Regions from separate parts of the Homo sapiens genome. Here region 1 is linked to region 2. The links are chromatin loops, found by intact Hi-C in ENCODE. Cell type or tissue: dorsolateral prefrontal cortex. All regions are shown on one strand.

Region 1 (8,000 bases), 170 kb before region 2:
CTGCAAAACAAATTAATGTCTCAGAAATGTTTACATCAGTTGGAGATGGTTTTGTTTTGTTTGGGGTCTTTGGTTTTTGTTGGTTGTTTGTTGGTTGCTTGGTTTTGTCCTTTGAAAAAAAAATCTATTATTTATACTTAAAAGCAGGTAGCAGAATTTTTTAATATGAAAAAGAACTACACTAAAATTATGTTGGTGTTTAAAAACTCCAGGTGATATCTTTGCTTCTCAAGCCCTTTCTTCTGTTTGCATATACTCTGTCTCTTTTGGTGCCCTCAGGGTTATATCTGACACAGTTCTAATCATTTCAAATGGCCCTTTAGTTAAACACAAACGTGTAAAACCATTTTTAAGAGCCCCCAGGGACAATTTTTTATGCAGAGGTTCTTTATTTTATATCTCAATTTTATTTACAGTGGCCCTAAATCAGGGGATTGCAAACTGCAGCCCGCAGGCTAAATCTGGCCCACTGACCATTTTTTTGTAAATAAAGTCTAATTGGAACACAGCCCATTTGTTTACGTGTTGTTCAAAGCTGCTATTGTGCTACAGTGACAGAGTTGAGTGATTGTGACAGAGACCATCTGGGTCTGCAAGGTCTACAATATTTACTATCTGGGTCTTTACAGAACTGTTTGCTAGCTCTTGCTCTATAGCAAGTATCGGGGACCTGAATCGCACCAGGTATTTCATAGAGACTGTCCCTACAGTAACCAAATAATTCTCTGTGTTTGTTAATGTCTGTTTGTTCAACTACATGCAAATTATTTGAGAGACAAAAGCTATTTTCTTCCCAGATCCTGAGCACAGAGTCTAGCATAAGGTAAACCAATAAAAGATATTTGTTGAATGAAGGAGCTGAATTGCTAGATAGATTTTGAGCTCTTGAGGGTCATAAGCATGTCCTGGTCTTGAATGAGAATTTGACTTATAGTTAGTTCTCATAACTACATGTTTGCTGCACAATTAATTTCATAGACTCTAAATTTAGAGGGTAGATACATTTTTCAGGACATTTGGTGACTAAAGACAAATGCTTGTCCATATGATGATGAATCTTTTCTACATCACACCATTTGTGCACACCGTCTCTCTAATTTCACAAATCCTCTCTGCCTCAGCCTGATGCTGATGCTTGGCTCTGATGGTGCTGATCTCTTAATTGATTTGCAAAGCTGGTCCTCTATCCTGCAGAATCCATCTGTGCTTCACAGCATGGTTCCCAACAGCCTGCAGGGACTCCACGGGTGTGCTTAAGCCCACCATTCATCCCCAGGGTATGTGGGCATTCAGCCTACTAACATTTATGTACATGAGAAACCAGGAACAGACACCATCGGACTCTGGAAAGACACAGAGAGAAGGACCAAGTGGAAGAGACCAGCCAGAGATCTCTTCCCAAATGTATTTGTCATTTGGACATGGAAGAAGGTTTAATTTGCCACTCCCACATTTGCCACTCCCAAAATGTATTTGTCATTTGGACATCGAAGAAGGTTTAACATGAAGAAGAAAGAAATCTGACTCTCAAGGAGGCAACAAGATCTGGAAAGCAAACTAAGAGCTCAGAAGTCAGATAGACCTCAATAGAAACCTAAGCTCCAATACTTATTAGCTGTGCAAACTTAAGTCAATCAATTGATTTCTCTAAGACAAAAATTCCTTCACAGCAAAATGGGTACATTGTGATATATTTAAAGTGCCTAATAGTGACAGATACTAGATAAATTTTACTTCTCCTTCCCTTTCATTGGAGGGATCATTGGAAATTTCCACTTACCTAGCATTCCTTTTTTGGAACTGGACAGACACATGTCCTTCTCTGCACTGGGCAGGGCAAAACTCACCACGAACACTTCCACCCCATCGGCCATCAGGGCCAAACCCAAGACGAAAAAGAGGATCCACTGGAAGCGGCCATGGCCACACTCATCCATGATGGTCTCGTACTGGTGGGCCAACTGCTCCTCATCTTCCAGCCTCTCAGCCATCAGGTCTGTCTGGCCCCGAAGGCTGTCCATTCTGGAGGGCGCCATCTTGGCCTGCTTGGCCTTGACATCATCTGGGTGAGGGATACCCTGGTACTCGCCCTCATAGATCTCGTCTTCCTCATCATGGCCTTCGGTGACATCACTCTGTGCATCTTCTTCTGGGTTGGACTCATTGCCGCGGTAATAGCCATCACTGGGAGCATAGCCCCCATAATTGTCCTGATACTTGTAGTCATCCATTCCTTGGTTCTGCGACTGCCTGGTTGCCCCTTGAGCTATATCCCTCGCTCTGTGGTAGAGGTTTGGGCTATTTCAATAACCATCATTCATTATGTAGTTCAAATGTGAAATATGTTCATGTGACTTCTTAGGTGAAAGTCACACTGGTTCCCCCCCCCTTTATCTCTCAAATCAACCAGATTTGTGCAAAGACAACCTAAATATCCTTTTGCACTCGATGTCTGTTGGAAGTCTGGAAAGTTTCAAGCTCTGGTCTCCTTCAGAGACTCAGAAGTGTTGCGTTGGGAAGTGTTGATTAGAAATGGATCCAGCTGTTTTTCTTGACAGGGAGCGAGCAGGACTTGGCAGACTGCGTGCTGGCCTGATTTGTCCTGCCACCGAAGGTTATGCTCTGAGAACAGAGAGAAGGGATAGAGAAGAATTTACAAAGGTTGAAATTCTAACAAAATACTCTCAGAATTAAGCCAATATATTTGGTAATGCCAATGCCTCATGTGTAAGGTGGGAGAAATCTTATCAGACATTCAAATTTCTATCAACTGAATGAGGATTGAATCGGTGAGAGTGGAGGCTAAAGGAGAAGGAACCGTGGTCAGAGAGGCCCTTTGAAGCTCTAATTGACCCATGAAATGGGTGCAGCAAACCAGCATGGCACATGTATACATATGTAACGAACCTGCACGTTGTGCACATGTACCCTAGAACTTAAAGTATAATAATAAAAAAATAAAATAAAATAAAATAAAAATGTTATGCAAGAATGAAATATAAAGTGGTCAAGGGATTTATACTCTAAGACAATTTTGTATTATGGATTTTCTGTTAGAACTTATCAAGCCTTTGGCAATAGTGGAGGTTATTATAGCTGTTTCTGCTACGAAAATGCCGCTTTTCTAACTTTGTCGTGAAGTGGCTGTACGATTTAACATCTAGAAATGTATGGCCAAAAAAAATAGCCGGAAACATTTTTCTTGAATCCCAGCTTACTTTTGAGACTCAGCATTGTGGTTCAAAGGCCACTCTGTCCTCATATGAGGCTTAAACAGGCAGGAACAGGGGGCTGAGGATACAGCCAGATGACCTGGGTCTGAAACTCAATTCTGCTGCACAATGGTCCATGTGACCATACACGCATCTTTCCAAGCCTCAATTTTCTCCTGTATAAAATGGGATAACAATAGTACTTAATTCATAAGGTTGTGCATAAAGTACTTAGAATCGTGCCTGGTCTGCACGGGTAAATACTATTTAAGCCTTGACATGAGTGTTGCTTCTTTTTTTTCCCCTAGTTCCAATTCTGGACACCAGGAGGCAATGTTGTCTAGAGCCAAGATCTCATCCTATATCCCAATTCCAATCAGAGTCCCTCTGTTGACTCCTTTGCCCAGTGGATTCTCATTGTGCCTAGAATCTCAGGTTTCACAAGGCTTGGGGCCACCATTTATTGTGGCCTACTGTGTGCCAGAACATGTGCTGAGTGTATCACATCTCTTATCTGTAATTCCCACAACAGCAAAAAAAGAAAGAAAAAAAATCATCTGTATCTTCATTTGAGAGATAATCAAACTGTCTCCGAGTGGGTTAGTAACGCGATCAAGGTCACAGCATTAGGACCAGGTCACTGGTCCCAAAGCCAGCTCGTTCCAATGTCCTCATACTTCCCAGATGCTACCCCGAGGGACTGTCACATTAAATCACCTGGGGAGCTTTAAAAATACAGATTCCCAGAGCGTAATGAAGAAGGGCTGCTTCAAGCTCAGAAATCCAGATTTGCCCACAGCTCTCTCCAAGTGGCTCTGAGGCCCCGCCTCACTGAGTAGCCCCTCAGGGCTAGGCGTCAGCCCCTCCTACACCCCCTACCCCACCCCAGTGCTCCCAGCTGCTGGACCCTCTGATAGGGATAATGCTCGGACCTCACACATTGAGGCTACCAGAGACTCACGCCCCAGGTCAAACCACCTGCCCACAGTACAGACCCCATCAACCTTTACAGGCCTCCCTGTCACACCTGAAATCCACTGTCCTTTCAGCATGCTCAGCAGATGTCACCTCACAAAGGATTGGATACATTTGTCCTCACCATGGCTACTTGACTCCTCCCTCTGCCCACAGCCCATCCCTGGGCCCTCTGCCCCACACCTGCTTCCTGGCCCTCCTGGTCTTCAGCCCTGGACAGACTCCAGCACTGAAACCCATCTGACTCAGACAATACAATGCATTTCCTTCTGAGAGGATGGAAACCAGTGGTTCTCAAACATTACAGGGTGAAGCACCACTCAGAACGTGGGCGGCTCAACAGAAATGCCAATTCCAGGACCCCTCCCTGAAAGACACTGAATCTGCAGGATAGGGCAGGGCCCTGCAATCTGCATTTTCCACAAATAACACACGGAATCCAGGACTGCACTTTGAGAAACAGTGCCAAAGAAGCCAGCAAGAAATACTTACTAAGAAATGATTCGCACTCTACTCTTTCCGATTTTTCACCATCTCCAGTAAATAAATTTCTATTAGACCATGTTGGCCTGAACCACGTCAGATTAATATTCTAAATCTGTTTTTATTACATCTATTTAGGGACCACCGGCGGAATATAAGTCACATGTAAACAGCAGGAGAGTTTGCAGAGCGCTATAAAAACATGGAAAGAACGCCACCTGACTGAGATCTGGTGTGTTATTTCCATCCTGGGGGCCCTATAACAACGTCGTGAACCAGAAATGATAGACTTGCAATTCCAAAAGCACTTGTGGGACTCACCACCCAGGGCAAAGGTTCTGGGAGCTGCTTTGCAGAAAGAAGAGGATCTTCGTCAAAACTAACTCCACTCACCTGATTCAGTTAAAAGACCTGCTGTGAATGTCAAGTGCAGTGGAGTAAAGGGGAATCACTGTCCAGTGAGTGTTCATTTCTATTTCATTTAAGAAACACAACTATTAATCATTTTCAATGGTACTGGCTGAATTGTGTCCCTATAGCGTGAAGGTATGTTGAAGTTCTGACTGCCGGCACCTCAAAATGTGATCTTATTTGGAAATAGAGTCTTTCCAGAGGTAATCAAGTTAAGATGAGATCATTCGGATGGCTCCTAATCCAATATGACTGGTGTCTTCACAAAAGGACACAGAGACAGACACGCTCAAAAGGAAGACAAAGTGAAGACCCAAGACAAATGCCATCTACAAGCCTAAGGCTTCCCAACCTGCAACAGATTCTCTCTCACAGCTCTCAGAAGGAATCAACTGTGTTGACACCCTGATTCTGAACATCTAAGCTCCAGAGGTATGAAACAAATATTTTTTATGACAGGCCCAGGAAACGAATACATTCAACAAGCCTAGTGTTTATGAAATAACAACATCAAACAGCTATGATAAAACAACCACAAGTGCAACTGAATTGAGTACTAAGGTGAGCATTTTATAAGCAATACCTCATTTATTCTTACAGCCAATGGTAAAACAAGATTGTTCTCTCCGTTACACAGATTAAGAAACTGAGGACTAAGAAGATTGAAAAATGTGCCCAAATTAACACAGAGAATCAATATCAGGGCTTGGCTTTGAAATCCACGTTCAAACAGAATGTTAGGGATGATACAGAGTGAAAGAAACTAAGACGCCAAGAAGATAAGTCAAGGTCACACGCAGAGTCGCTGGCAGAGCTCACATTGACACTGAGTTTCCAACTCTTTGGTTAGGGTTTGCTCACCCATCTTCAACAAACATGTCCTGGGATCTTGATGCTGAAGGCATTACAGGACTATGACATGACTTGATCCCCATTCTCAGAAGATCTACCCCTAATGAGAGAGTTAGATTAAAACAACACAAAGCATCGTGTGGTAATAAAAATTACAATCTTGATTATTAATAATAGTATCTTTCATTTATTGAATACTTGCTTTGAGGCTTCGTGCCAGCGTCTGTGCTAAGTTTACCATGTGCTTTACATCTTTTAACCTGCACAACGACCGTATGAGGTGGGACTATTATTGCGCCCATTTTACAGAAAATAAGACTGAGGCTGAAGAACTTAGATAGACGACACAGGGCCACAAATATTTGTTCTCCAAGGGGTTCCAAAGGAAGGAGGGATCCTAGGGGCTGGGATCTGCTGAAATAGTATCCTAGAGGTAGTGGGGACGTCCAAAGGCAGGAAAGGGCTCAGAGAAACAAACAATGGAGAGGAAGGCACTGCAGGCTGGAGGACAAGGCTATGCAGAGGCATGGAGGCAGGATGGCTTTGCTTGTCTTGGCAGAATGAAGAGACCAGGTGGCCTACAGCAGTTGATCCAAGAGTGGGAGGTTATGGGAGACATGATGCGGAAGGAAACAGAAGTCAAGTCTGAATACCCTGCTCAGGGTTTGAAATTTTCTTTGAGAAAAGAGAGCCAGTGAAGGTTGTTAAACTGGACACAGCAGTGCAGTGCAGCAGGGCAGGGCTCTGGAAAGGTCCTCCTGGTGGGGATGTGGTCCTGGTTTTTAATAAAAAATCTAACGGCAATGAAACCAGGTAGAAGCTTTCATGTATGCACGTGTGTGTGTGTGTGTGTGTGTGTGTGTGTGTGCGCACATGCTTGGTAATAGTCCACAGGTGAGGTGAGGCCTGGACAAAGGTGGTGGCCATGGGGCTGGAAGGACAGACACAAGGGGACTCCCACAGGAGAACAAGTGGTGCATTTCCTATCAGGTGAGAAGGAAAGGCCGAGAGTGACTAGAACAATGATGACCCTAAGGAGCCAAATTCTGGACTGGAAACCTTTCCAGCATCCTATAATTCCTGTGTAATTAAGATTTAAAAAAAATATTTTTTCAGGCTGATCCACCATTTTGGTATGATTATGGGATGTACAACAGTGACTCTGGTCTTAGAGGGTCCAGGTTCCAATCCTGACTCTGCCACATCTACTACCTGCGTGCAAGCTATTAACTGCTCTGTGCCCCAGTTTCCTCATCTGTAAAATGGTTATAGTAGGGTCATTGTGAGAATTCAGTTGAGATCATCCATGAAGAGTGCTCAGCACAGTGTCTGGTACAGATGTGATCAATTTAAATCCGATCTAATAGCTATTATTGTTGTGGTCATCATAATTATTGTCTGGGCATGAGGGCTCACACCTGTAATCCCAGTATTTTAGGAGGCTGAGGTGGGAGGATTGCTTGATTCCAGGAGTTTGAGACCAGCCTGAGCAACATGGTGAAATCCTGTCTCTACAAAAAAATACAAAAAGTCAGCCAGGCATGGTTGCACACACCTGTAATCCCAGCTCCTCAGGAGGCAGAGGAAGGAAGATCACTTGATCCCAGGAGGCGGAGGTTGCAGTGAGCCAAGATCATGTCACTGCCCTCCAGCCTGGGTGAAAGAGAGAGACCCCTGTCTCAAAAAAATAAAATAAAATAAAATAATAAACATGAAAAATAAAAATTATGATTATTATCTAAGTATTGACAATTAAAATGTAGCCAAGTTCTAAGCTTGAGCCTAGCCTCATGCCCCATGAGATTTGGGGCCCATCAGGGCTGGGCTAGGAAACCACATACAGAGAAAAACAAACAAATATTGAGTTACTCCTAAAAACAACTACCTCCCATGCTGCTAACCTCTTAAGCATCCTCCTTTAACTTTTACATTCTATTAGCCTCCGCATCTATGCTATATGACTCAAAATCATTGTGCAGCAAACTCTTGCTTATTACTAAATATCACAGAAAACAAAGTTAAAAATATTACAATCAAATGATGTAATGCTTCCCAAAATCTGTTCTG
Region 2 (8,000 bases):
TGGCCAGTGATGATGAGCATTTTTTCATGCACACAGACACATTTCTAATATGCTACATCTTACAGTGCTGCTCAAAGGAGGAAAGAGCTAGCCAGGCTTATCAGACAAAAACATAAGAAAATAAATAGAAAATAAGCTTGGCGTGATATTTTGAGGAAATCTCACAGAAGCCTTCATAAGTTCAGCTCATAATGTCTGTGACATATTTCTGTTGCTCAGAAGCCTATTTTATTTTCTATACGTTTGTACTTCTGAAGAGGGAAAGTTCTCAGATAAGTGACAATATAAAACAAAATTTGCTACATCTGCCACGATGGTGACCCCCTGTGTTCCTATCATGTCACTCAAATAGCCAGTCTGAGAAGCAAAATATTACCTACAAATCTCCACTTTTCCTACAACAGATACATTCTACAACATTTCCATTCTACTTGAATCAATACTTCTGTTGATAAAAATATATAGATACTGGTTAAAATATCACTGTAAAGTTGATTCCTTCTCATGTTTTCCATCCCATGAGACTACGTGAGATAGTACTGCATTGATTCTTCTTTGCACAGATACCTTTACCTGATCAAATTCTGACTTTTGAATAGACTTGCTCAGAGAATGTCCGTGAGGCAAACAGCGTGATGGTCTCCATCATTTAGAACTTGCTGCCAATGTGCATGTTCAGCTACTGATAGCAGCATGCTGGAAGAATTTATTTCTCTCTCATAAGAACTTGGTCGATTTTTTCCTGCTCTTAAGATATCATCTTGTCAAAAAAATGAAACCACTCGGAGTCATTCATACACGCAGTTGTTTGCATTATTTGGTCATCCAGGGTTGCTGATTGGGAAAAAAAAAATCCTTATCAATGGTACAGATGGAATTGCTGGGTCATAGGATGCCTCCATTTTCAACTCTAAGATATGATGCCAGTGTGTTCTCTCAATGGCTAAACCAATTAAAAATTCCACCAGCAGCATATTAAAAGTATAGCTACTTCTCACACAAATGGGTGTCCAATTACACTAACAATATTTGGAAACATATATTACATTTGCGTTACTACAATCCATTGAGGAATTTTACCTTTTTAAAGAATTTGTTGACAGATAGATATGCTTCTGCCTGCTCTCTGACCAACCTGCTGAGGAGATACTGGGTCTGGAGATAGTTTGCTTGTGCAAATACAAACAGGAAGCTCCAGAACGCCTGATCTGAATCTCGACCTTCTCTCTGAGTGGACTCCAAATGACCTCTCTTTCTTGCCATTTTCACTGCTGAAGTTGGAAAGTGACTTTGAGGACATTAAAAATTACATTTTTCCAGAATCGTTGATTTGAGTCATGAGTATACCCGTGTAGAAACGATTGGCTGACCATCAAAGATAACTGATCCCTTCCACCGTGCACAGTCGTTGTGGGAAGGGGCTGCCCAGCCCCAGTTCTAGGCAGGACTAGCTCTCACCAAGGGAATGATGCTGTGCTGTTGTCTCCTGCAGGTCAAAATGACTAAGAAACATACGTGTCTTCCACACAGTCACTCTCCCTGACCCATCTGCTGAATGAAAATAACTCTGGGAACTTAGCAGAGGGCAGAGCCACAGGATGAAGGCACCTGGGCTCTGAGTAGCCAATCAGTATGGACCAGGAAACTAAGAGAGAAATATGTTTGTTCGTGTTAATCCTTGAGAAGTGGTGTTAATCTACTATAGCAGCTAACATCACCCAATTAATACAGAAAACATATGCAGCTAAAATAGACTTGAATATATATTTGGAAAAATTTGAATTCTTCCCTTCCATAAAGAAGTATACATATTTGCAGTTCCCAAGTTCACAGATGCAGGATCCAAGGGTCAAGTGTCTTCAAAAGCCAACAGCTTTGAATTTGCTCTTAACCCCTCTTGGACATAGGCTTCTGCGCCATAAAGGCAGTAAAGTCACTGGCCCAGTGCTCAGTACCAGTTGATATTCATTAAATGTCAATTTCCTTCATCTCTTCAGTTTTTAATCTCTAACTAAATAGAGAGATGCTGCTCAGACGCTCTACATTGTGGAGGCATAATCAAATATAAACCACTTGATCAAAAGTAAAAACAGAAGAAGGAAGCCTACATGAAAAGAAAGCACAGAAATCTTTCTTGGCCACAAGTACATAGAAACACCATTTGCTCTTGCCTGATTCTGCTGTTGTCCTTAGTGTATGGTTACTGTTAGACCTTGATACTGGTGTTTTCTTTTGTTTTGTTTTGTGTTGTTTTGTTTTGTTTTGTTCGAGACAGGGTCTTGCCTGTCACTCAGGCTAGAGTGCAGTGGCACAATCTCAGCTCACTGCAGCCTCGACATGCCAGGCTTCAAGCGCTCCTCCTGCCTCAGCCTCCTGAGTAGCTGAGATTACAGGCACACACTACCATGCCCAGCTAGTTTTTTTATTTTTTGTAGAGATGGGGTCCCACTGTGTTGCCCAGGCTGTTCTCAAACTTCTGGGCTCAAGCAATCCTCCCACCTCAGCCTCCCAACGTGCTGGGATTACAGGCGTGAGCCACTATGCCTGTTCCTTGAAATTGTTTTGATCTCTTCAGAAATCATTTTAAGGAAGCAAAGGCCAGCTCACAATATGCTTTTATATTACCTTATCAATTTTGTTTTGTGCTGATTTAAAAGATAATTTTGTCCCAGCTACTATGGAGGCTGAGGTAGGAGAATTGCTTGAACCTAAGAGGAGGAGTTTGCAGTGAGCCGAGATCGTGCCACTGCACTTCATCCAGCCTGGGTGACAGAGTGAGACTGCAGAAAGAAGGAAAAGAAAGGATAGGGAAGGGAACAGAAGGATAGGGAAGGGAAGGGAAAGATAGGGAAGAGAAGGGGAGGGGAGGGGAGGAGAGGAGAGGGGAAGGAAGAGGAGAAGAGAAAGAAAGGAAAGAAAGAAAGAGAAAGAAAGAAAGAAAGAAAGAAAGAAAGAAAGAAAGAAAGAAAGAAAGAAAGAAGGAAAGGAGGGAGGGAGGGAGAGAGAAAGAGAGAAAGAAAGAAAAAGAAAGAGAAAGAAAGAAAAGAAAGAGAGAGAAAGAAAGGAAGGAAGGAAGAAAGAAAGAATCTTTTAAAATTTGATTCTGGGTCATATATCACTAGAAAAAATAATTTTGATGATTTTTCAATTTTTCCAAAAGCAATACTGATAAAGACCCCACATTATCCCCCTACTTTTTTCTTTCAGTTGAAGCCTCTATTTCCAACCAACTTGCTGGCAGAATAGGGTGGTTTTTTAAATCTTTGTCATGTTTTCCTATATGTAAAACTAATTCATACACTTTGTAAAATACATTAAATTCAGACAATAGAGAAGTGCAAAAGAAAAAACAGGGAAATGGGATCATGTTATACATCTAGTTTGCCAATTTGTTTTCTCGATTAAACCATTTATCTTGGGTATCTCTTCATGCCCCTCCTTCCCATGGCAAACACCCTCAATGCATTTAAAGTCCTGAGATTTGGTTAAAAGGTGAAAGTGGACGAGTGATGTTTACGCCAACATTCCTTCAGCGCTGACAGCTAATTCCAGACCAGGTTTCATGAGTGTGGGCAGAAACATGCAGGTCCAAGGAACTCATCTGGGCAGAGATGTGCCCAGGGAGGTGTGAGTTTTCCAAGCTTTATTCAGAGCTGGTTCCCTACAAGGGCGTCTTTGTGGCAGGAACCTGCACGTGAATACTGCCAGAGAGGAGAATGCGAATTACTTGAGTATGACGGTAGCTGTCTGCATGGAGAGAAATCACTTATCATGGAGCTTCTGGATGTGTCAACTCAAAGCTCAGAGCAATTAAACAAGGAAGTGGGACTGAGTCTCAGACACGGGCGGGTACACCAGGGTGAGGATCCCTCCTGCACACACAATAGGCTTGCAGGTCTGTTTCCATCACAAGCCGTACTTAAATAAAAGTGATCTCTCCACAAGGCTGAGATGGGCTGTAGCAGCTGCTGCCGGATCTCTATATTCCACGCAGGTGCCTGCCTGGTTCCCTAAGATCCCTGGGCATTGTACCGGGAGGATGGCACCCAATGGCAAGATTGCCTGTTTCAACAGTGCCATCGTGTGTTAGGACAAGCAACAACAGCCAAAACTCTGGGACACCCTTGTCTTCCGGTTTTCTCTGCTGGAGGAGACAGCATCCAAGAATCAAGGAATATCCCTGAGGGAGGAGAGACGTTGGAGTTATCACAGAAGAAAGGATAGCAGGGGAAAAATACATTCTCACTACAAATGGTATGGGATAATAAAGTGAGCTAAGTTAAATATTAAGATAAATATGTGTCTCAAGGTGATGAATAATAAGAATAAAACGAGCTATCTTTTGTTATGTGCTCTCTATGACTCAGGCATATGAGATGCTTTGCTCATTGACTCTTCACAGCAGAACCTATTAGGCATTTATTTATTTTCCTTATTTGAGGAAACTGAAGATCAGAAACATTAAGGAACTTGCCCAAGTTCCACTTGCAAAGTCATGGTAAAGTGGCCGCTCAAATGTAAAACTGTCTACTCTCAAATCCAGGTTCTTTTCATGATTCCAGAGAATATGGGGGAAATAAAGGAATGAATGTCCGCAGAAGGGAAGGGTCCCTCATTACACTCTCTGGCCCATGTAGGTGTGGAGGGGTCAGGAAAGATCTGAGATTCCTCAAACCCAAGGATAGCATTCCTACCAATTGAGAATTCCAGGTTCCAACATCACCATCTCCAGCCTAAACCTTACAAAATATCTACTCGTTTTCACCTCCAATTTTTTATTATATGTGTTAAAAAAAAATTATGGCAAAGTGTGTCCATCGAGAATATCCTTCTTGTTAAATGTCACACTGATTTCCTGGGCATAATGCCGATCTTGGTTTAATTGATCTTTGTTAATGAAGACAGAGCCTTGTAAAGTACAGTAGTTACATTAAATTGATGTGACCTATCCATCTGCTACTAGCACAAATGTTTGTGACAATAGAAAGAGTTGTCAGAGAGGAAACATCCCAGGGTTTTATTACCGCAGCTAACAACCCAACATAACTCAATGCAAATAAGTCTCATCCTGCCGTTCTGTCTTACTGCTGCTGACATTTTGGTCCCCAGGAGCTTTGATGGGACTGAGGGTATACTAATCTGGGATGATTTGGTTGCAAGGAAGGAAAACACACTAAACTAGTTAATGGGAAATTGTGGGTTTTCTCTGAAAGAATCTTTTGTCAATTTTCCTCCATGGAAACCTTATGGACTCAGAAAGCACCAGGTGTCCAAAAATTCTGTTACAAAGCAAAATGTTAATTAAATCAGACGTCTCTGTGTAAAAGCTAAGATGTAGCTGACAAAAATCAGCTGTTGGAATTTCCTGATGGAAATCAGCTGTTGGAATTTCCTGATGAAATCAGGAAAGTGGTGAGTGGAGGTGGAAGGAAGAGGAGTGAAAATAAACTTATGATACAAAATGGGGAGAGAAGAGATACCATCAATAATTAATGGAATGAGAAAGGTCAAACTGGTAACAACTGAGGAACAAAAATGATGATATAACTGGAGAAGGAAGAGGGGGGCTGGGAAGGTAGATTGTGGTATGTATTGGTTAGCTACTGCTGCATCACAAAGTACCCAAAAATTCAGTGGCTTGATACAACAGTCATTTATGATTGTTCATCCATCTGCAGACATACTATAATTCAACTGATCTACGCTGGGTCTGGCCAGATTGCTTTGCTTCTGTATATGAGTCTATAAGTGACTGGGATGGTGTTGCCCTACATTTTCTATGCTCCTCCCAAGACCAGCAGGCTAGCCAGATGATGACAGAGGTACAACAGAACAGACCCTACTGCACAAGCACTTTTCTTTTTTCTCTCTCTCTTTTGTTTTTGAGACAGGGTCTCACTCTTTCACACAGTTGCCCAGGCTGGAGTGCAGCGGCGCAATCATGGCTCACTGCAACCTCTGCCTTTCGGGTCCAGGTGATTCTCCTGCCTCAGCCTCCCAAGTAGCTGGGATTACAGGCATGTGCCACCATGCCCGGCTAATTTTTATATGTTTAGTAGAGACAGGGTTTCACCATGTTGGCCAGGCTGGCCTTGAACTCCTTGTCTCAAGTGATCCACCTGCCTCGGCCTTCCAAAGTGCTAGGATTACAGGCATGAGCCACCGCACCTGGCCCACAAGCACTTTTCTAACCCCTACTTACATCATACCTGAGAACATCCCATTATCTAAAGCATATCACGTGGCTAAGCCCAAAGTCAAAATCTGGGGATACACAAGTGGGCAGGGCTGCAAAGTCACATGGCAGTGGGCCTGGGGTTAGGGAGGGGTGAAGGCTTGGAACCAGTTGGAGCAGGAAAGGTGGGTGGTGGTACAGGTGAACTAAATTCTCATCAACCACAGCAGAAACCAGTAGATAAAGCCCTACAGGGTTGGTGGTGTAGTAGTACAACTTTACTACTTAGAGAAGCTAATTAACACTCAGAGTCAGAGGACTAAAAATTGAAACAGAGGTGTTTCCTTCTGAAGAGCAGTACTAAGACTAGGAGGGGGAAGTTAAGGTTTATAAACCTTTTATTTGTTTGACTTTTTTTAACTGTATATAATTATTAAAATTTGGTGATTTTTTTGTGTGTGTTTTTTTGTTTTTGTTTTTGTTTAGACAGAGTTTCACTCTGTCGCCCAGGCTGGAGTGCAGTGGCACGGTCTCGGCTCACTGCAACCTCCACCTGCTGGGTTCAAGCGATTCTCCTTACCTCAGCATCCCGATTAGCTGTGATTACAGGCGTGCACCACTATACCCGGCTAATTTTTGTATTTTTAGTAGAGACAGGGTTTCACCATGTTGGCCAGTCTGGTCTTGAAGTCCTGGCTTCAAGTGATCTGCCTGTCTCAGCCTCCCAAAGTGCTGGGATTATAGGGGTGAACAACCACGCCCGGCCATTAAAGATGTTGTTTAAATTAACTTAAAATTTGAAAACAGACACTGTTCACTATGTACAATACAGCAGATCAAAGACAAAGCACAATCTTCTCCCTCAAGGGGTTCACAGTCTCATGAGGAAGATGGACTCTAAACAAAAGCAGCAACACTGCACCTGAAGAGAACACAGTGGACCCGCAGTGAAAAGGAGACGGGCACTCAGTCACTAGGGATTGGTCAGGGAAGACAACAGAGACAGGGACATTTGAACTGAGTCTTACAGTCCAGGAGTCTGAGAACAGACTCTTTACCCTGCCCAAAATCTTTAGAAATGGAGAACCATTTATTTAAGCCTATAGCTATCCTAGAAAGGAAAAAGGAGTGCCCTTGGTGGGTGAGTGTATTAATCGGTTCTCACACTGTGATAAAGAAATACCTGAGTCTGGGTAATTTATAAAGAAAAGAGGTTTAATTGGTTCGTGGTTCTGCAGGCTGTACAGCAAGCATACTGGCTTCTGTTTCTGGGAAGGCTTCAGGAAGCTTCCAATCGTGGCGGAAGGTGAAGGGAGACAGAGGCACTTCAAACAGCCTCTGGAAGAACAGAGATGGGGTGGGGGACGGGGGTGCTACTTACTTTTAAACCACCAGATCTCGTGAGAACTCTATCACCAATACAGCACCAAAAGGGTGGTGCTAAACCATTTATGGTACAAAATGGGGAAAGAAGTGATAGCGTCAATAATTAACGAAATGAGAAAGGTTAAGCTGGTAACAACTGAGGAACAAAAATGGTGATATAACTGGAGAAGGACTGATATAACTGGATATAACCCACCTGCATGATCCAATCACCTCCCACCAGGCCCCGCCTCAAACACTGGGGATTACTATTTGGCGTGAGATTTGTGCAGGAACATTCAGTCCAAACCACATCAGTAGGTAACCATGGTAAGTAGCCAAAATGCAAGGGGTATTCAAATGAAGAAAACACCCACAGCCTGAAATGTACTCAGGAAGCTGCTGCAGCACTTATGGGCATATACCCCAAAGAATGGAAAGAAGGAATTCAAAGAGATAC

What was found. A loop is a pair of places that touch in the nucleus more often than their neighbours do. Peaks named below come from ENCODE experiments on the same cell type or tissue, not always from the same donor. Only the 100,000 strongest peaks of a DNase experiment are listed, where the experiment ranks them.
Region 1: it touches region 2 in a loop (12-fold over the local background); 74 of 110 quality-filtered maps call a loop at or near these places.

The regions. Positions count from the first base shown.
Region 1 is chr15:91,220,495-91,228,494 of GRCh38, reverse strand. SV2B (synaptic vesicle glycoprotein 2B) reads right to left here. Exons shown (of 13, transcript NM_001323032.3): 2 at 1,781-2,622. The coding sequence starts at 2,231. Among named protein-coding and RNA genes, the nearest start is that of SV2B, 120 kb to the right of the region's middle. In dorsolateral prefrontal cortex, CTCF peaks have their summits at 3,331 and 3,537 (motif pointing right); no DNase peak of the experiment used is centred here; H3K27ac peaks cover 501 bases.
Region 2 is chr15:91,052,116-91,060,115 of GRCh38, reverse strand. No RefSeq gene overlaps it. Among named protein-coding and RNA genes, the nearest start is that of VPS33B-DT, 33 kb to the right of the region's middle. In dorsolateral prefrontal cortex, CTCF peaks have their summits at 3,879 and 4,078; a DNase peak (open chromatin) is centred at 4,045; H3K4me3 peaks cover 773 bases; H3K27ac peaks cover 448 bases.